Regions from separate parts of the Homo sapiens genome. Here regions 2, 3 and 4 are each linked to region 1. Evidence: chromatin contacts called from ENCODE Hi-C or POLR2A ChIA-PET data. All regions are on one chromosome and are shown on one strand. The core of a region is the stretch at or near the end of the contact, and the rest is flanking DNA. Distances in the headings are between cores, read along the strand shown. Region 1 holds the start of MAPK12 (mitogen-activated protein kinase 12). Region 2 holds the start of CHKB (choline kinase beta). Region 3 holds the start of SYCE3 (synaptonemal complex central element protein 3). Region 4 holds the start of KLHDC7B (kelch domain containing 7B).

Evidence for each region. A loop is a pair of places that touch in the nucleus more often than their neighbours do. ChIA-PET counts read pairs that join two places held with the same protein, here RNA polymerase II (POLR2A). Pooled maps may share reads with other maps.
Region 2: a pooled map shows a loop between it and region 1 (4-fold over the local background). The contact joins the promoter of CHKB here to the promoter of MAPK12 in region 1. A Hi-C loop is called at or near these places in 3 of 168 maps with a recorded cell type or tissue (B cell, OCI-LY7 and naive thymus-derived CD4-positive, alpha-beta T cell), 4 of 37 single-sample maps with no recorded cell type and 10 of 50 pooled maps. POLR2A ChIA-PET finds 5 or more read pairs at or near these places in 2 of 52 experiments (activated CD4-positive, alpha-beta T cell and activated naive CD4-positive, alpha-beta T cell).
Region 3: a pooled map shows a loop between it and region 1 (3-fold over the local background). The contact joins the promoter of SYCE3 here to the promoter of MAPK12 in region 1. A Hi-C loop is called at or near these places in 1 of 37 single-sample maps with no recorded cell type and 6 of 50 pooled maps. POLR2A ChIA-PET finds 5 or more read pairs at or near these places in 2 of 52 experiments (Caco-2 and RWPE1).
Region 4: a pooled map shows a loop between it and region 1 (2.1-fold over the local background). The contact joins the promoter of KLHDC7B here to the promoter of MAPK12 in region 1. A Hi-C loop is called at or near these places in 2 of 37 single-sample maps with no recorded cell type and 5 of 50 pooled maps. POLR2A ChIA-PET finds 5 or more read pairs at or near these places in 3 of 52 experiments (activated B cell, activated naive CD4-positive, alpha-beta T cell and activated naive CD8-positive, alpha-beta T cell).

The regions. Positions count from the first base shown.
Region 1 is chr22:50,259,324-50,263,758 of GRCh38, reverse strand. It overlaps MAPK12 (mitogen-activated protein kinase 12), which reads left to right and starts at 2,076. Exons shown (of 12, transcript NM_002969.6): 1 at 2,076-2,374; 2 at 2,463-2,592. The coding sequence starts at 2,250. MAPK11 (mitogen-activated protein kinase 11) reads left to right here. Exons shown (of 12, transcript NM_002751.7): 12 at 1-46. RefSeq lists enhancers at 959-1,690, 3,260-3,760 and silencers at 1,738-1,787, 1,798-2,107, 2,138-2,507, 2,658-2,837.
Region 2 is chr22:50,581,311-50,585,745 of GRCh38, reverse strand. It overlaps CHKB (choline kinase beta), which reads left to right and starts at 2,897. Exons shown (of 11, transcript NM_005198.5): 1 at 2,897-3,188; 2 at 3,389-3,497; 3 at 3,884-3,997; 4 at 4,193-4,326. The coding sequence starts at 2,965. It overlaps CHKB-CPT1B (CHKB-CPT1B readthrough (NMD candidate)), which reads left to right and starts at 2,747. Exons shown (of 30, transcript NR_027928.2): 1 at 2,747-3,188; 2 at 3,389-3,497; 3 at 3,884-3,997; 4 at 4,193-4,326. It overlaps CHKB-DT (CHKB divergent transcript), which reads right to left and starts at 2,720. Exons shown (of 4, transcript NR_110536.1): 1 at 2,423-2,720. RefSeq lists silencers at 2,351-2,750, 2,781-2,870, 3,201-3,400.
Region 3 is chr22:50,560,780-50,565,214 of GRCh38, reverse strand. SYCE3 (synaptonemal complex central element protein 3) reads left to right here and starts at 2,296. Exons shown (of 3, transcript NM_001123225.3): 1 at 2,296-2,357. LOC107985568 (a long non-coding RNA gene) reads right to left here and starts at 2,254. Exons shown (of 2, transcript XR_001755606.3): 1 at 1,648-2,254. RefSeq lists silencers at 2,195-2,604, 3,675-3,873.
Region 4 is chr22:50,543,589-50,548,023 of GRCh38, reverse strand. KLHDC7B (kelch domain containing 7B) reads right to left here and starts at 2,125. Exons shown (of 1, transcript NM_138433.5): 1 at 1-2,125. The coding sequence starts at 1,780. KLHDC7B-DT (KLHDC7B divergent transcript) reads left to right here. Exons shown (of 4, transcript NR_199716.1): 2 at 1,556-1,650; 3 at 2,629-3,237. RefSeq lists a silencer at 3,510-3,804.

The sequences.
Region 1 (4,435 bases), core at 827-3,326:
TCAAGTGCCTGCACCAGGGGTGCACAATAAAGGGGGTTCTCTCTCACTTGGCTTGTATCCAAAGGCTACTCCAGGCCCGGGTGCCCCCACCATCCCTGCTGCTGGGCGTGGGGGGAGTGTCTGGGTCATCCTGCATCACTCACCTCCAGCTGGCCAGATCCCTCAGGCCCCCAGTCAGACCAGCGGCCATCTTCTGGCACCCTCCCTGCTCCCTGGAGGGTCTGAGAGCCCAGGGGGACCAGGGGAAGACATGGCTGATGGGCAGACTTTGAGGGCACAGGGTGTGACAGCCACCCAGATGGTGACCCCAGCTGCCCTGTGGGGATGTACTGGGCAGGCTTGGCTTTGGGCCAAGATCCAGACACCACCCCCGCCTACCCCTCAGTGTTCAGGGAAGCTGGCTGGGGAGAAGTTGGGTGTCTCAAGGAGCAAGGGTCTGCCCATCCCTGGGTGGGGGCTGGGCAGGGTAGGGAAAATAGCTTTCCTTTCCCTCCTGGTGAAGGAAAAAGAGGCCACTTTAACCCAGGGAATGTGCACGCTGGTCCCGTTCCCACTACGCGCTGCAGCTTATGTGTGGGGGAGGGTCCAGGCCATTTGGGGTCAGGCAGTGTCTCTAAGGACCAGGGACAGTCTGTGCCCTTGCTTGGGTCTTGGGTAGGGGTGGAAACCGTCTGGGAGTTGGGGGCCTCCTGGGGCCTGGTCAGTGTAGTGGTCAATCCCGGGGGAAGTCCAGTGTTGGCGGTTGGGGGTGGGAGGAGAATGGTGACACAGCCCCACCTCAGAAGCCTGGTCCGTGCAGGGCCTGCTGGACCCCTGAGCCCCACCACGGGGAGTAAGGGGGACAGCGTGGAAGCTGGGCTTCCTGGAAGAGGTGGATGGAGTGCCACAGGCAGCCCAGGGCACAAAGGGTATGGGCCACAGGCAGCTGTGGTTTGGGTGGCCCTGGGCTGCCCCGCTCACTGGTCACGAGCTGGTGAATGCCGTGGAGCACGGCCCAAGCCCAGGTGTAAAGCTACTACCACCCTTGAGCGGCTGAGCTGCTGATTCATGGCAGGAGGGCGGGGCAGAAGGCCCTAGGGATCCTGTTACCCACCAGCCCAGTGGGCTCCTGGGGTGCCCCAACATCCCTTCTGAGATCCAGGTTCCTGGGCTGGTGAAGGGGTGTCAGGGTGGGGCTTTGCCCTCAGGAGCATCTGGTCCAGGATGGGGCCAGACCTATGGGAGGACAATGCCCACACAGAGGGGTCAGGCGGAGGGCCCCAGCAGGTCCCCATCCCTGCTGGAGAGAGTGCAGCCACTCTCAGCCTGGGTTTTGCAGGACAGGACAGGCAGGGGTGGGATGGGCAGAGACACCAGTACTTGCAATGCTTGGAGCAGGCACCCCACAGATGGGGGGAGCAGGGGGAGGAGCTGGGGGTCCAAAAGGGCCCACGGGGACCTATGGGACTGAGAGGCCCGGGGTCAGTGGCCACAGGAGTGGGGTTGGGGATGCAGCCTGAGGAGTTTGGGGGACAGACCCCTCCGTGTAGAAAGAGGGATACAGGCAGGACAGGTGCAGATGGACCCCTTGTTGGGGGACGGATGGATCAGGCTCAGTGGTAGGGCATCCTTGGGGGTGGCCTGCGAAGTTGACCCCGGGAACACAGGGCTCAGCCCGACTTGCGGCTGCCATAGAAGTCAGCGCTCAGGCTGTCAAGGATGGGCCCTGCGCCCTGGAGCCGTGGGGAGTTAGGACTGGAGCGGGCGGGGGGGGGGGGGGGGGGCTCCTGCTGAGACCCCCCCAGGGCGGGGAAGTTCAGCCAAAGGGGAGAGGCTGGCAGAGGTATCTCCGCGCCGCGTCCGGCCCTTTATGGGGACGAAGCTGCGGGGCGGCGCTCCCCTCCCCCTGCGCTTCCCCCCAGGCTCCGGCCCTCCCCAGGCTCCGGCCCTCCCCCGGCGGCGGCCGCCTCGGGTTTCCGGAGGGGCCGGAGGGCGGGCGAGGGCGTCACGTGCGCGCCGCCCGCGGGCCGGTTGGTCCCCGGGCGGGGGAGGGGCCGTGCGCAGCCTGGGTCGGGGTCGGGCCGGGGTCGGCACCTGGGACATCCCTGAGGGAAGGGCCGGGAGCGGGAGCGCCCCAGCGGCCGGCGGGCGGGCGGGCGAGCGGACGAGCGGCGCGGAGCCGGCCCGAGGCGCGCGCCGAGGGAGCCCCGTCCCCGGTCGTGGGGGCACCGCCCGCAGGCTCTGCGGGGTGGGCAGCTCCCGGGCCTGCCATGAGCTCTCCGCCGCCCGCCCGCAGTGGCTTTTACCGCCAGGAGGTGACCAAGACGGCCTGGGAGGTGCGCGCCGTGTACCGGGACCTGCAGCCCGTGGGCTCGGGCGCCTACGGCGCGGTGTGGTGAGCGCGGGCCGGGCGGGGCGGCCGGCGGGGCGGGCGGGGCCTGCGCGGGGTGCCCGGCCTTCCCGCTAAGCGGTCCGCCCCGCAGCTCGGCCGTGGACGGCCGCACCGGCGCTAAGGTGGCCATCAAGAAGCTGTATCGGCCTTTCCAGTCCGAGCTGTTCGCCAAGCGCGCCTACCGCGAGCTGCGCCTGCTCAAGCACATGCGCCACGAGAACGTGAGTCGCGCGGCCCCGCTCCGGGAAGGCGCCGCGGCCTCGGCTTGGTTCAGCTGGGCTGGGTTCCCCCACCCGGCAACCCCTCCTCCAGGCAGCCTGCTGTGGGGCCGGGCGGGGGTCGGGCCGTGGGTCCCCAGGGGAGAAGGAGAGCAAGGCCTGTCTCTCCTTGGGAGACGACTCCCCCAAGGGCCGTTCCCCATCCTCCGCCAGCCCCGGGAAGGACTCAGCCCCTTGACTCGGCGCCTCAGCCAGGCCCTGGTCAGGGAACACGACTTGGCCAGGCCCAGGGGATCCTCCAGGTCTCACGCCAAGCCTTGCCCCCAGCCAGGAAGCCCGCGGTGAGAGCATGCTCCCGGCGGGAGGATTTTCCTGGAAGGGGCACCTTCCCTCTTCCCCATCCCCTTTCCAGCCCCTCTGTGGAGCCCACTCTGCTGCTGTCCATCTCCCGAGTCTTCCGACCCGGTGGTGGAGGGGGAGGAGGGGGGCGCCAGAACGCAGGGAGTGTGTTGAACCCTCAGGAGCCCCTGGGGGTGAAGGGTTTAGGGAGCTGCTGTTTGAGGAGCACTGGGCGTGGTGGCCGCCTCACAGACACCCTCCTGTGCGTTGTGGGGGCCCATCCTTTCCAGTCCTTCCAGTGAGATGCCACGTACAGCTGCCCTGGGCCTCTCCCATGGCGGTGGCTGGCTGCTAAGAACCCGATCTCTCTGCCAGGGGTGCTCTGGTTTCTGGATACAGTCCCACTTGTCCACTGCCCCCCACGTCACTCCTGCCCTCCCCCTGGTCTGGGCCCAGCCTGAGGGCTGGTGGTCTGGGCACCCGGACCCTACCTACAGGGTGAGATGCTCTGGACCCTCCTGGGTCATCTGAGCCACCGGTGCCTTGGGAGAACGAGTCCCTGCGTCCACCAGCAAAGTGCCCCGTCCACCAGCAAAGTGCCCCGTCCCCCGGTTCCTGGCCACCGCTACTCCCTCAGCCCCTTGGATGGGTCTTTTTCTCTGAGGCTTCCCATGCCCACCCTGACCCCCAGCTCACTACCCTGGGCCCTGTGAAATCCATTTGCAGTGGACACCAGCCCTGCCCGCACCTCGACACCCCGTCACACCCAGCCCTGCCCCCACTTCGCCGGCACCGCACCCCCCCACCACCCGCCCATCACACCAAGGCCTTGCCCCAGGACTGCAGCCTTCCCCACGGCCCCCTGCTCCCACCCACCCACTCACCCACCCGTGCCTTGCCCCATCCAGCCAAGCGCTCTGGGGCTTTTTTTCTTTTTTTTTCTTTTGAGACCGAGTTTCGCTCTTGTTGCCCAGGCTGGAGTGCAATGGCACGATCTCAGCTCACTGCAACCTTCGCGTCCTGGGTTCAGGCGATTCTCCTGCTTCAGCCTCCTCAGTAGCTGGGATTACAGGCGCGCGCCACCACGCCTGGCTAATTTTTTGTATTTTTAGTTGAGATGAGGTTTCACTATGTTGGGCAGACTGGTCTCGAACCCCTGACCTCAAGTGATCTGCTCGCCTCGGCTTCCCAAAGTGCTGGGGTTACAGGCGTGAGCCACCGCGCCGGGCTCCACCGGGGCTTTTCTTTAGCCACCGCCCCGCTGTGCTGGGATCTCCGCTGTGCCTGTGGGCCCACCCCCTGGGCTCCTGGCCTGCAGCTGAGGCTCTTTCCCTGGAACCCCATCTTCCTGGGAGACTGAAGCTCTGTGAGGCCACGTGCCTTGCTCAGCGGGGGAGGAGGCTCTGCCACAGGCCTCAGTCCTGCCAGGCCGCCTCCCTCTCCAGGCCAGCCCCCATACCACAGAGGCCAGGCCAAGTCCTGTGGCCCCTAGCCCACAGGACCCTGC
Region 2 (4,435 bases), core at 1,648-4,147, 320 kb before region 1:
AAATCTTTAGCAGAGCCCTCTTTTTCTCTGGGCCCCACTCAAAGCTGGCAGTTTTCCCGTTACCCAATAAAGGGGTCAGAGAGGTATCCTCTAGCGCGGTGCATGCTGACTCCAAAACACAGAGGTGCCTCAATGCTGTGCCTCTTTCTTCCTTGTAAGGATGCAGGATGCAATAACTTGTCCCTGGCTTGCCCTCAAACGCTGCACCCCTGAGAATGTCACTGATATGGCAGGCTCCAGAACTTCTGAGGGCTTCTCGCTCATCCTCTGACATGCACGGCCTTCTTCACCATGTCCAACTAGTATGACATCATCAATGTTATATGGAATATAGATGATAAGCTACCTAAGGACTATTGTGACAGAGAACAGGAGAGTTCAGACAGCAAGAAGCAAGACCATTTACAGAGCTGTCCTTCCCATATAAATGTGAACTGCTTTTAATCCTCTTTACCACTGGCAATTGAAAAGAATGTTCACCAAGTCAATAATTGCATTATCAAGAGCCAGAGGTGCATTTATCGGTTCCAGTAAAGATACCACACCTAGCACAGCTGTGTGATCGGGGACACGACTTGGCTAAGTTTGTGCAGGGCATCATCATTTACTTGAATCCACCAAGATTTAGCAGGAGCCATTCAGGTTAATTGAAGGGATGAAACGGTAACCACTGCTTTATAAGTCTTTGAGGGCGAAATACCTCTGCAATTACACCTGGAATGCAGCATTGTTTCTGACTTACTATCTTGGAAAGGTTTCAGTAGGGTGAGGAGTTTCAAAGGTTTCTACTTTGCGCTTCCTTACATATGGTACCAAAGGCCTGGGATCAATGTATACGCTCCGCCCTCTGCTAGGTAAAAACATCCCAAGTATGCATTGAGACCAGAGAAGTAACCACAGGACTCGGGTTGGGAATTCTGCTTATCATCTGATTTCCATAAGCCTGCACCCTAATGAGAGGGCCATGATGCTTCAGGGCTCCTGGAAACAGTGTCAGCTCAGATCCTGTATCAGCCCTTCAAAGACCTAGACAGTCCCTTTTCCGAAGTAAACTAGTTTTTTTGGTGTGTTTGTTGTTGCTGTTCAGACAGTCTTGCTGTGTTGCTCAGGCTGGAGTGCAGTGGCGTGAACACAGGTCACTGCAGCCTTGACCTCCTGGGCTTAAGTGATTCTCTCACCTCAGCATCCAGAGTAGCTGGAACCACAGGCACCTGCCACCACGCCCAGCTAATCTTTTAATTTTTGTAAAGACAGGTTCTTGCTATGTTGCCCAGGCTGGTCTCAAACTCCTGGGCTCAAACGATCCTCCTACTTCGGCTTCCCAAAGTGCAGGGATTAAAAGCGTGACCCACTGCCCCCAGCCAGAATCAGTTTTCTTTTTTTTTTTTTTTTTTTTGAGACTGAGTCTGACTCTGTCGCTCAGGCTGGAGTGCAGTGGCTCGCGGCAACAAGGCCTGGGTTCAAGGGATTGTCACGCCTCAGCCTCCCGTGTAGCTGGGATTACAGGCACAAGCCACCAAACCCGGCTAATTTTTGTATTTTTAGTAGCGACGGGGTTTCGCTATGTTGGCCAGGGTGGTCTCAAACTCCTGACCTCAAGTGATCTGCCCGCCTCGGCCTCCCAAAATGCTGGGAGTACAGGCGTGAGCCACCACGCCCGGACCAGTTACTTTTTAAAGTGGCTCTAGGTCCCTTTAGGGAAGGATTGGAGGAATATTTCTTGGTATATGCTCAGATGCTGGTATTGTAAGATCCTTCCTGAGAGGAACCAAGCCTCCTTGTCAATTAATGGGCTCTAGGTCTCAAAACTGACTCAGATTTAAACAGAATGATCATGATTTTCCACTGCAGCAAAAGTGACATTAGCCTTGTGATCACCAATTTTTGATTTCTTTCTGGTTATCAAACAATACTCTAGTCAGATGCCCCAAAGAACACCATGGTTCGACAGACATTGCCACAGATCTCTGTGGGTCCAGCGTTCCTGGTCGCCGCTCTAGCCTGGGGCAGAAGCAGAAATGCAGGAGGCACGCGTTTAAATCAGGACGCCCTCAATGGGAGGTGCGCAGGCCGAGGAGGGGGCTGCGGCAAGCTGCGAGTCTTCACTTTCTTCGGCTCTTGGGTTTGACTCTGTAATTGGTTCTAGGCCTGGAGGAGACGAGGAGGATAGGGGGAGAGGGGAATGAATGAAGACGCGCATCTCAAGCGGGGCAGCAAAAGACTCCTCATTCAGAGGTGCGGCTCTACCGGCCAGGGAGTCCCCGTGTAGACTGGGCATTTATGCAACTGGAGTCATCGGAACTGTCCCAAGGGTCACATTCCTTCAGCAAATGTTTACTGCGTACCCACCGGGTGCCCGCATCCCGCACTCTGCCCGCGCTGTGCGGCCCTGCCTAGCGCGCGCGCCTCCTCCAGGCCTCACCCACGCTCAGGACGGACGCGCGCTGGACGGCTCTTCCTTGTCGGAGCGCCCCAGGGGTCGGGGAAGAGGGCCCGGCAAGGGAGCCCTCGCGCCGGAGCTGCAGCTGCAGCCGCCGCCCCGCCGCCCCGCCGGCTCCCACGGGGCAGAGACGCAGCTCCTCTCCGGTCTTCCCGTACGCTACCGCGCCCGGGCAGTTCCTCGCCCGCGCACGCGCCGCTCCGCCAACTGATTGGCCTCCGGCGCCTCGGATTGGCCCAGGCCGTCCAACAGCAGCCCCGCCCAGAGAGAGACCATTGGTCCTTGCCCATAGGGGCGGGGCCCGGCAGAGATCTGCGGAATTCGGCCTTCGGAAAGAGCCCCCGGGCCGGGGCACGGAGAGAGCCGAGCGCCGCAGCCGTGAGCCGAATAGAGCCGGAGAGACCCGAGTATGACCGGAGAAGCCCAGGCCGGCCGGAAGAGGAGCCGAGCGCGGCCGGAAGGAACCGAGCCCGTCCGAAGGGAGCGGAGCGCAGCCTGGCCTGGGGCCCGGTCGAGCCCGCGCCATGGCGGCCGAGGCGACAGCTGTGGCCGGAAGCGGGGCTGTTGGCGGCTGCCTGGCCAAAGACGGCTTGCAGCAGTCTAAGTGCCCGGACACTACCCCAAAACGGCGGCGCGCCTCGTCGCTGTCGCGTGACGCCGAGCGCCGAGCCTACCAATGGTGCCGGGAGTACTTGGGCGGGGCCTGGCGCCGAGTGCAGCCCGAGGAGCTGAGGGTTTACCCCGTGAGGTGGGAGGTCAGGGGTCAGCCTCTCCGGTGCGCGGATCGGGGTCAGGGGTCAGCCGCGGGGCCCTCAGGATGCTCCATGTTTTCGCCCCCCTCTTGCGCCCGCGCCTGGGGCGGGGCGGGGCCGGCCTGGCCGGGAGGGGGCCGGGGCCGCGGCAGGTAGGGCCGGCCGCGGGCTGAGCGCGCCTGGTGTGGGTCTGCAGCGGAGGCCTCAGCAACCTGCTCTTCCGCTGCTCGCTCCCGGACCACCTGCCCAGCGTTGGCGAGGAGCCCCGGGAGGTGCTTCTGCGGCTGTACGGAGCCATCTTGCAGGTGAGGGGGGTGTGAGCGCCGCAGCACCAGTGGCTTTAGGGCCTGTCGCTTACGCGATGCGGGTAGTATTGTTCCCGTTGCGCAGTTGAGGACACCGAGGTTCACGGTCTGAGTAACACCTCATTACACCGAAGCCTGGGCCTGTATTCCCAGAGCTTTGGGAGGCTGAGGCGAGAGGATCACTTGAGCACAGGAGTTCGAGACCAGCCTGGACAACATAGTGAGACCCCCATCTCTAAATAAAAATAGACCAACGCTAAAGCCTGTGCTCCAGAGCCTCCAGGCAATTGGATCAGAAGTCGCAGCTCTGGTGGGAGGAAGGCGAGCCCTCATGTGTGTCCCTGTGCCACTTTGCCTTGGCCCCTTTGCTGTCCATCCTTTTTCAGGGCGTGGACTCCCTGGTGCTAGAAAGCGTGATGTTCGCCATACTTGCGGAGCGGTCGCTGGGGCCCCAGCTGTACGGAGTCTTCCCAGAGGGCCGGCTGGAACAGTACATCCCAGTACGGGCCCAGTCCTACCCTCTCCTCCCCAAGGCACCTCCACCCCCTAACCCTACCCCAGTGCCCAATGTCTGCCTCCACATCCCTCACCCCAAGTAGGGAATTTCCCCCAAAACCCTGACTTCCCCTCATTGCCCCAGCCCTTCCCACTCCTGCCCCAGCCCCATCACCACCCTGATAGCTTCCTGGGTGCAGAGTCGGCCATTGAAAACTCAAGAGCTTCGAGAGCCAGTGTTGTCAGCAGCCATTGCCACGAAGATGGCGCAATTTCATGGCATGGAGATGCCTTTCACCAAGGAGCCCCACTGGCTGTTTGGGACCATGGAGCGGTGAGTCAGGAGCCTCCTCAGGGCTCCTGTACTCCTGAGCTGAACCTCCATGCCAGCGGATGTGTCGGGGGCTCTATCCAGCCCTCCACTTGAGTGGATCTGATGTCAT
Region 3 (4,435 bases), core at 1,047-3,546, 300 kb before region 1:
AAATAAATAAACCTCTGATGACAACCCAAACCCCAATTAGTTCCCCATGTCCCATAGGTCTGCAGGTCTGCATTAATAAAAGCTAGCAGCCATAACATAAATCCTGAAACCTCATGGCTCAACCCAATAGAAGCTGGACTGTTGGTCAGATAAAATCCAGTTGGCTGAGATGAGGGCTCTGCTCCATACTGTTATTCAAGGATCTATGGTGACAGAGGCCCTGCCTTCAGCAGGTAGTACTCAAGCTGCCTTGGGCATCAACATCATAAGTACGTGGGGAGAGAAAGAGGGGGCCACCTGTGGGAGGCTTTGATGGCCTCAACCTCAAAGTGATACACAGCATTTCCCTCCACACCCTCTGGCTAAAGACTTGTATTTCAAGAGAATCTGAGAAGTAGAGTCTAGCTGTGTGTCCAGGGCGTAAAGGAAACATTTAGTGACAGTTGGTCTCAGATACACAAGGGCATGGGAAGACCAGCCTGACATCTTCCTGGGCTTCATGGCCTGGAGTTTGCAGGGTAGCCCACCTCCAGCTCCTGAGCAGGGTACTCAAGAGCCTGCACATTCCAGCTCAACTGATCTTTCCCGAGTCTTCTCTGTCCCTTACCAAGAACCCTGAGCCCAGAACACACTCGCCATTCCCCAAAGGAGGCAGGCTGAGCCACACCTTCGCCTTTGCCCTAGATGGGCCTTCTGCCTGGAATCCTGTGCCCTTTCTCCTACTCTCTCGGAAGCTGTCTTCCTTAGCCATCAGAATTATTCCTGATTCGGGCCAAGCACAGTGGCTCACACCTGTAATCCCAGCACTTTGGGAGTCCGAGGCGGGTGGATCACCTGAGGACAGGAGTTCGAGACCAGCCTGGCCAACATAGCGAAACCCGGTCTCTACTAAAAATACAAAAACTAGCTGGGCGTTGTGGCATGTGCTTGTAATCCCAGCTACTAGGGAGGCTGAGGCAGGAGAATCACTTGAACCTGGGAGGCGGAGGTTGCAGTGAGCCGAGATCGTGCCACTGCACTCCAGCCTGGGCAACAGAGCAAGACTCCGTCTCAAAAAAAAAAAAAAAGAATTATTCCCTATTCATGTTTCTCTGGGCTGCTGTAACAGAAATCGGCTCTGGGCTGTATAAGCAAATGGAAGTATGAAGAGCAGCTCACAGGTGGAAAGGGATGGCCAGAAAACCGGGTTCAACCGGGGCAGGAACCTGGCAGCTGGCGGAGGGAGTGTGGCCCAGGCAGCAGCCTCCTCAATAAACAAGCGAATGCTCACTCCTTGCCCAGAACTGTCTGGCTCAACCCCAGCCATTTTTCCTCCTCTGCAATCAGGCTGCTAAGAATCAGAATCCCTGAGAGAAAATTCAGGGGGTCTAAGGTTTGTCAGGATTCTCAAACACAAGGTGTTCAAAATCAAAGTTAACCTTCCAAGCTAGCTTCTCCCACTCTTCCACATCTCTGCCAGTGGTATCACCCCGGCCATTAGCCCCTTGCTTCTTTCTCCCTCCCTCCCACATTACCAAGCCCTGTCAAGTCGACCTTGGAATGGCTTTGACCCTGTCCACCACTCAGCCAAACAACAGCAACGGCCGGCCCCGTCGCCACCCGCCTCGGCAGCCAGAGACCTTTTAACTCTGCCACTCGCCTACTTACCACCCTTCTAGGGTGCCCACGTCCCTCTGAAAAAAAAGGCTGAGCTCAGACTGGCCTCTGGTCAGCCTCCTCCCAGCCAGAGCTTTCTGTCACTGCCCTTCTAGGTGTTGAGTGGCTCTGCTTCCAGTTCTTGCCTGGAGACCAGGAGCGCCCGGGAGGCCCCAGCACTTTCCAGCCCACATAGACCTGCGTGCACCTCTGCCTCGTCTCCCTGAGCCCGGGCTGCCTCCTCTGTAAGATACATGCCACATAATGTCCGCCACACATGATCGCTGTGACAGTGGAAATAGCTGGGCGTTCAGCGACTCATTCGACAAATGTTTACCAGCACCTTTGGTACCGGGCGCTGTCCTGGACACTGGGGACACAGCAGGCAAACGGGGCCCTGCGTATAAATCCTTAAGCTCAAGAAGGAGGTGGGGGCAAAACTGTCAGGCCGGGAAGCTCTTCATCTCCGCAGGATTCTCCCTCAACCTCAGGACGTCCCCAGCACCGCACCTGCCAGTCCCAGACTCGGACGCCGCAGACCTGTGGGAGCAGCGCGGAATGCCCCGCCCCTTTTCCCGAGGACACCCAATGAGGGCGAGAGGTCACTTCCGGGGAGGGTTCGCTAACGGAAAGGGCGGGGCATCCCTCTCGAGGAGCGGCCTTGTTCCTCAAGCGGCCGCTGGGGGCGCCAGAGCAGGACCGGAGCGCGGGCCAAGCTGGAGGTGAGCGAGGCCGCGCCCCCCTGGGCCCCGGCCCTCCCAACGCGCCCTGACGGCTGGGCTCCGCCTGACCCTGTCCTAGCGTTCGCGGTGGCACCAACCTCAAGCCAGACCCTTGACTTCGACCCAACTCCACTCACCCGACTCCACTCACTCCACACCCCATGCCCCTCCCCCGACGCCCCTCACCCCGCCTCACCCTTCACCCCTCATCGCTCACGTCACCGCTCACCCGCCTCCTCACCCAGCCTCGCCCCTCACCCCTCACCCCGCCTCACCCCTCACCCCGCCTCACCCCTCACCCCTCATCCCGCCTCACCCCTCACCCCTCATCCCGCCTCACCCCTCACCCCTCCTCACCCCGCCTCACCCGCCTCGCCCCTCACCCCTCACCCCTCCTCACCCCGCCTCACCCCTCACCCCTCACCCCGCCTCACCCCTCACCCCGCCTCACCCCTCACCCCGCCTCACCCTTCACCCCTCACCCCGCCTCACCCTTCACCCCTCACCCCGCCTCACCCCTCACCCCTCACCCCGCCTCACCCTTCACCCCTCACCCCGCCTCACCCTTCACCCCTCACCCCGCCTCACCCCTCCTTACCCCGCCTCACCCGCCTCGCCCCTCACCCCTCATCGCTCACGTCACCGTTCACCCGCCTCCTCACCCAGCCTCACCCCTCACCCCGCCTCACCCCTCACCCCGCCTCACCCCTCACCCCTCCTCACCCCGCCTCACCCCGCCTCACCCCTCCCCCGCTCCCCTCACTGCACACTCCATACCCCACTCTCCCCACCTTACATCCCTCACCTCAGTCCTTCACCCCCTTAACCTAATCTCCATGTCCTCACACCATACACTCCTGATCCTGAAGTCTGCACACCCTGGGCTTCTCATTCCGTGCAGCCTGCCCCTCTTACCCTCACACCTGCCACACCTGGGACCCCGGAGTCCACACACCACCTCACACCCCAAGTTCCCACACGCACCTCTGGCTTCCTCCACCTGCACTTCAGGACCCGCCCAGACTCTTCATAGCCCAACTCCAAGACTTCTCTCCCACATCACAGGTGCATTCCCTTCCTGTGCTGCTCTCATCCCGTACAAAAGAGCACATCTCTGCACCAAGCATCCCTCTTATCCCCTCACATTCCTTGTTCTCAGAGGGATCCCAGACTCTGTTAGAAACTCTTCGTACCAGGCAAGACACTCAGACCACAAACCAGACTCTAGGCTCTGACTCGCTCAACCCCCGTCCTTCACACCTAAAGTGATACCCAAGCCAGACCCTACACTCCCGCCCCACGCTCCCGCCCCACACTCCTCCCGCCCCACGCTCCTCCCGCCCCACACTTCCGCCACCCATCCTAAGCTCCGTTCCATTGTGCTTTGGTGCGGGCTCAGGCCTCTTTCTCCACCCGTTCCCAGTCATCCCAGGCAACCTCATTAGGCAAGAAATGCCGTGAATTCTAATCCTGTGGCTGCTTCCTCCACATCAGCTCTCACACCCTCTCCCTGGATCTCCTTTTCAGATCCATCCCTCTTCTGAGATCCAGTGCCACTCCGGCCCAGCCTCCATCCTTCTAGCAGTCTCATGCTCTATCCCCAAATCTACCTGTGGCCACCCCAACGCCCCACTTATAGAAACTACATGTCTTTTCTATGCCTCTGCTTCACCCCAACCATCAACCACCCCTTAAGCCACTCTCATACTTGTGCTCTCAGTGTCCTTACCTTGTCCATCCACTGCATGTATGTTTACGTTCCCAGGCCTTCTACACTCCATCCACTGTCTCTGTGCCGTCTTAGGGTCCTGAGGACACTGTGGCCATGTGGCCTCAGTCACATGCCTAGGTGCCCCTAGGGAGGCATGCAGCTTTGATAAAGCTTTATCGTTCTCCTCAAACCAAGAATGTCTGTTGTTACAAGAAGAAACTTTTCATTGCCATTTATTAGGGAGTTAGAGACCATCGGGCCTGAAATCCCCCCCTTGCCATCCTACCTTGACCTCTACCTACCTTATTCTATCTCTACCTCCTTACCTTCCCTTACCTTCATAGGGTGAAATGACCCCTTACTTGTC
Region 4 (4,435 bases), core at 876-3,375, 280 kb before region 1:
CAGGGGATGCGGCTGGGGTTGGGGCTGGAGTTGGAGCTGGGCTTAGGGCTGGGGTTGGGACTGGGGTTAGGGCTGGGGATGCGGCTGGGGTTAGGGCTGGAGTTGGAGCTGGGCTTAGGGCTGGGGTTGGGACTGGGGTTAGGGCTGGGGATGGGGGTGTGAGGGTTGGGACTGGGACTGGGGCTGGGGCTGGAGTTGCGGCTGCAGCTGGACTTGGGGCTGGGGCTGGGGTTGAAGTTGGAGCTGAGGTTGGAGCTGGGGCTGGGGCTGAGGTGGGGGATGAGGTTGAGGTGGTGGCTGAGGTTGGTGCTGAGCTGGGGGATGAAGCCAGGGCTGGGGCTAGGACTGAGGCTGGAGCTGAAGTTAAGACTTGGGCTGAGGCTGAACTTGGGGCTGGCGCCGCTCTGAGATTTTCGCCCACGGAAGGATCCTGGGTAACCTCCAGGGGCAAAAAGTCTGAAGGAGAGGGGAGAGTCAGGGCTTCAGGTGGGAACCCCGGGCCGGGAGCTGCGGGCGGGGAGGCGGAGCGCGGGCGAGGCTCACGGCTCCGGGAGGGCGCGCGGCTGTGGCCGGCTGCAGCCGGCTTTGCTTGCTCCGGGGGCCGGGTGGGCCCCAGGTCAGCGGCAGGACTGTTATCTCGGGAGCTGTCAGCCCCGGCCTCGCCGGCATCGTAGGCCCCTGTGGCACCCGGCCCTTGGGACGAGAGTGGGCGACCTTGAGGCGGACTCTCTAGCCAGGGGCGCGTGGAGTCTGGGGCTGGGCCAAAGCTCCGGGTGCCCGGGACCTCCCTGCTGACCCAGGGCCAGCCTCCTCCGGGGGCAGGGACCCCCGAGGCCTCCCTGCTCCAGCCACCCTTGGCCCCAGAGCCTTCCGTCTGAGACCCAGGCTGCAGGGCGCGGGGAGCGGGCAGCGCCGGGAGTGCGGGCTCCTGGGCGAGTGGGGGTCCTGTGGGGAGGCCGCGCGCGTGGGCGTCCAGGGCGGCGGCCCCGTCCACCGCGTCCCACACGCTCCCCGCGGCGCCCAGGCGGAGCGGGTCCAGTTTCCGGGGGCGGCGGGCTCTGTCTCCCGAGCCAGCGTCCATCCGCCGCCGCCGGCCCCGGCCTCTCCCCATCGAGCCCGAGGGCCCCGCGCCCGCCTGCCAGGGGCCAGTGTCCTGTTGCCCCGCGGGGCCTGCGGCCTGGCGAGAGGACGCCCTGACACCACCTGTCTCCGCCTCCGCTTCGCTGCCAGGGCTCCGAGGAGTGAAGTGGATCAGGAGGGGGGCGGACATCCCCCCTGCTTCGCTCCTGCCCAGGAGGGCAGTGCCTGGCCTGGGAGGCTCCTTTCCTTCCGCTCGGGGGGCCGCGGGGGTGGCACTGCCCCGTTGCTGTCCTAATGCCTCTCTGCGGGCCTCCTCGACAGCCGTCTTGAGTGGAAGCCGGGCCATGGCGGCCAGGCCCCCGCCCGGCGCTGCAGCAGGGACAGGGCTCTGCTGGCCGCGTCCTGGGGGCTCTGGTTTCCCCTGCCCTGGGCTCTGCCCCTCGCTGCCATCACTGACCTTAGACTTCGGTTGCAGGGCCAGCTCAGCTCCTCCTGCCTGATGAGGTTGAGCCCCGAGGGCTGTGGACACCGGTTCTGCCGCCTCTTGATCGTGCCCGGAGCCAAACCAGTGTAAGGCCAGCGCTGTGGCAGCCACCACAGCCAGCGCCAGGAGGGCCAGCACAGCACTATCCCAGTCATTGTCACTGTCCCAGTCCCAGCCCCAGAGGGGACCATCTGGCTCCAAGGTGCCCTGGATCATGGTTCAGGGCTGCAATAGAGGCCTGATGGCAGGCTGGCAGTGCATGCAGAGCACAGAGGCCTGGGCTGAGGCACCGGCCAGCGCCTGCCCCAAGGGCTGCCCAGTTAAGGTGGACCAGTCCTCCAGGGCCTGGGAATGGTGGGGTCTCTGCTTGCACTCAGGCCTGGGGGTGTCAGTAGGGCCTGGCTGCAGATATCAGGAGACAGCGAGGCTTATGGCAGGATAGGAGCCCAGGGTCTCTGCAAGCACCCCACCAGCTCCTGCCCTCTTCTCCTCCTCGTAGGCCCCAGGGTCCTCAGGCAGCGTTCCTGAGCTCTGTGCTGTCATCACAGCCAACCTGCTTCTGCCTGGTAGACCCTCACACCCCTAAATTTATTCCACACCCCACAGTCCCTCCTCTCAGCCTGGGCCCAGCTTCAGGGGGCTTGGCAGGGAAGGGTTACCCACAGGGAGATGTTATCTCTAGCTCTAGCAATGTGATGTGGCCCTGATGAAATCACCAGAAACCGGAGAGGCTGATTCCACTGTGGGCCAGCAGGGGAGGGGTGGGGGCCGTGCACGGGAGGGTGCAGGCTGTGCCTGACGGTGGTCTCTCAGGCTGAAGAGGGAGACCCTGGACACGGGTCCTGGCAGTGAGCATTATCATTGCAGGGGTGCTGTGGAGGTTTGTACTGGGGCACAGGGAGGGGGCATAGAGAGGAGACTGAGGCTCCCATAGCTCCTCCTCCAGCAGCTTTTGGACTCCTTACTCTGGGTTTACCAGACATGGGATAGGGTTATCAAGTCAAGAGAAAAAAAAAATTAATGGGATAAATAAAATCCAAACATATTTCTCTCTTTATGGCCAGGCTTATTTCAGCCCACCTAGACCTTCTAGGATCTCCTGGACCCCCTGCGCCCATCGAGAGTGTCTTGACTGCCCAGATGAGACTCTCACTGTGCCCCTGGAGAACCCTGAGCCCAGCCTGCCCCCTACTCCAGTTACCGCATCAGCCAGCACCTGGATCCCTTAGAAACCACCCCCCTCTGGCCCCAGGTGCTCTAATAGCCAGACTCTGGGTGTCTTCATCTCAGTCCTCAGCCTTCCCTTATCTGAGCTGAGGACTCGCCCTCGAGACCACATCCTGGCTGGTACCTCCTAGCCCTGGCTCAGGCCGGCATGTAGGTACTTCTGTTGGATGTGAGCACTTGCTTCCTGAGGGAGAAGCCTGGGCTCCTCCACCTGCTCCTTGCTTAATCCCATCTCAGGAGTGTCTCGGGCCAGGTGCCAGGTGAGGCTCAGACAAGAAAAAGAGCCTGGAGTCCCTGGGACAAAGGCAGGGCTCCCTGGAAAGTACCGTGTGTATTTTTCCTTCCTCTGGGACACAGCAGGCCTGGGGATTTCTCCCTTACTCAAGCAGCAAGGAGATGGCCTAGGAGTGTCCCTGGCACCCAGCCTGAACCCTACTGAGCCTCAGGTAACTCACCTCCCAGCTCCCCCTGGGACTATTAGATGACAGGGAGAGGGTGAGGGTGGGCCCCATGCCTTAAGGTGGACCTCAAGTTGAGGGAAGGCTTTCTAGACCGTGCCCTTATTCTCTGTCCCAGTCTCAGGCTCTGCCTCTTGGTTAAGTTTGGGGTCCAGAAACCTTCAGAGGATGGAGATGACACCCATAAATATTAGAGACTGAGTAGGGGGCGGGAAGCGGTGGCGGCAGCGCACCCCCGGGGTGCAACTGCCCTGGAACTCCAAGTGGTGGCTTCAAAACTGGATTAAAATTTATTTCCGCGAAACCCTGGAGTCACGGTCCGGCGCCGACTGGCGTTTTCTGCCGTAGACTGAGAACGCGTCAGGGATGGCTCCGTTGGCAGCGCGCGCGAGCGCCCCCGGGCCGCGCCTGGAGGGTTGACAGCGACTCGCGGGCGAACTGTGAACCCGCAGCCCCTGGGCTCCGAGCGCAAACCTGGCGACTGGGAGGGCCCGGGGAGCGGGTGAGCCAGCGCCAGCCCCGCCGGCCCCAGGAGCGCGAATTTCTCTACATTTCCGGCTGTGGCCGCAGTTGGAGGATGGGATCAAAACGGGCAAAAAAGTGCGACCTGGGCCGAGGTGTCGGATCGCCTCGAGGTGGGAGGCCGAGGTGTTGGATCGCCTGAGGTCAGCAGTTCGAGACCAGCCTGGCCGACAGGGAGAAACCCTGTCTTTACCGAAAATAGAAAAATTAGCCGGGCGTGGTGGCGGGCGCCTGTAATCCCAGCTACTCCAGAGGCTGAGGCAGGAGAATCGCTTGAACCCGGGGAGTTGCAGTGAGCCGAGATCGCGCCACTGCACTCCAGCCTGGGTGACAGAGCCAGACTCCATCTCAAAAAAAAGAAAAAAAGACACCAGCAAAGGGTTTTTTTCTGTTAATAACTAGGTCCCCCCAACCCCCCAAAAAGGAGGATGGTTAAAAGCAGAAAAGGCAAAAAATAAAGGCTTTTGGCCGGGCGTGGTGGCTCACACCTGTAATCTCAGCACTTTGGGAGGCCGAGGCAGGCAGATCACCTGAGGTCAGGCGTTCAAGACCAGCCTGGCCAACATGGTGAAACCCCTGCTCTACTTTAAAAAAAAAAAAAAATTAGTGGGGCATGGTGCCGGACACCTGTAATACTAGCCACTCAGAAGGCTGAGGCAGGAGA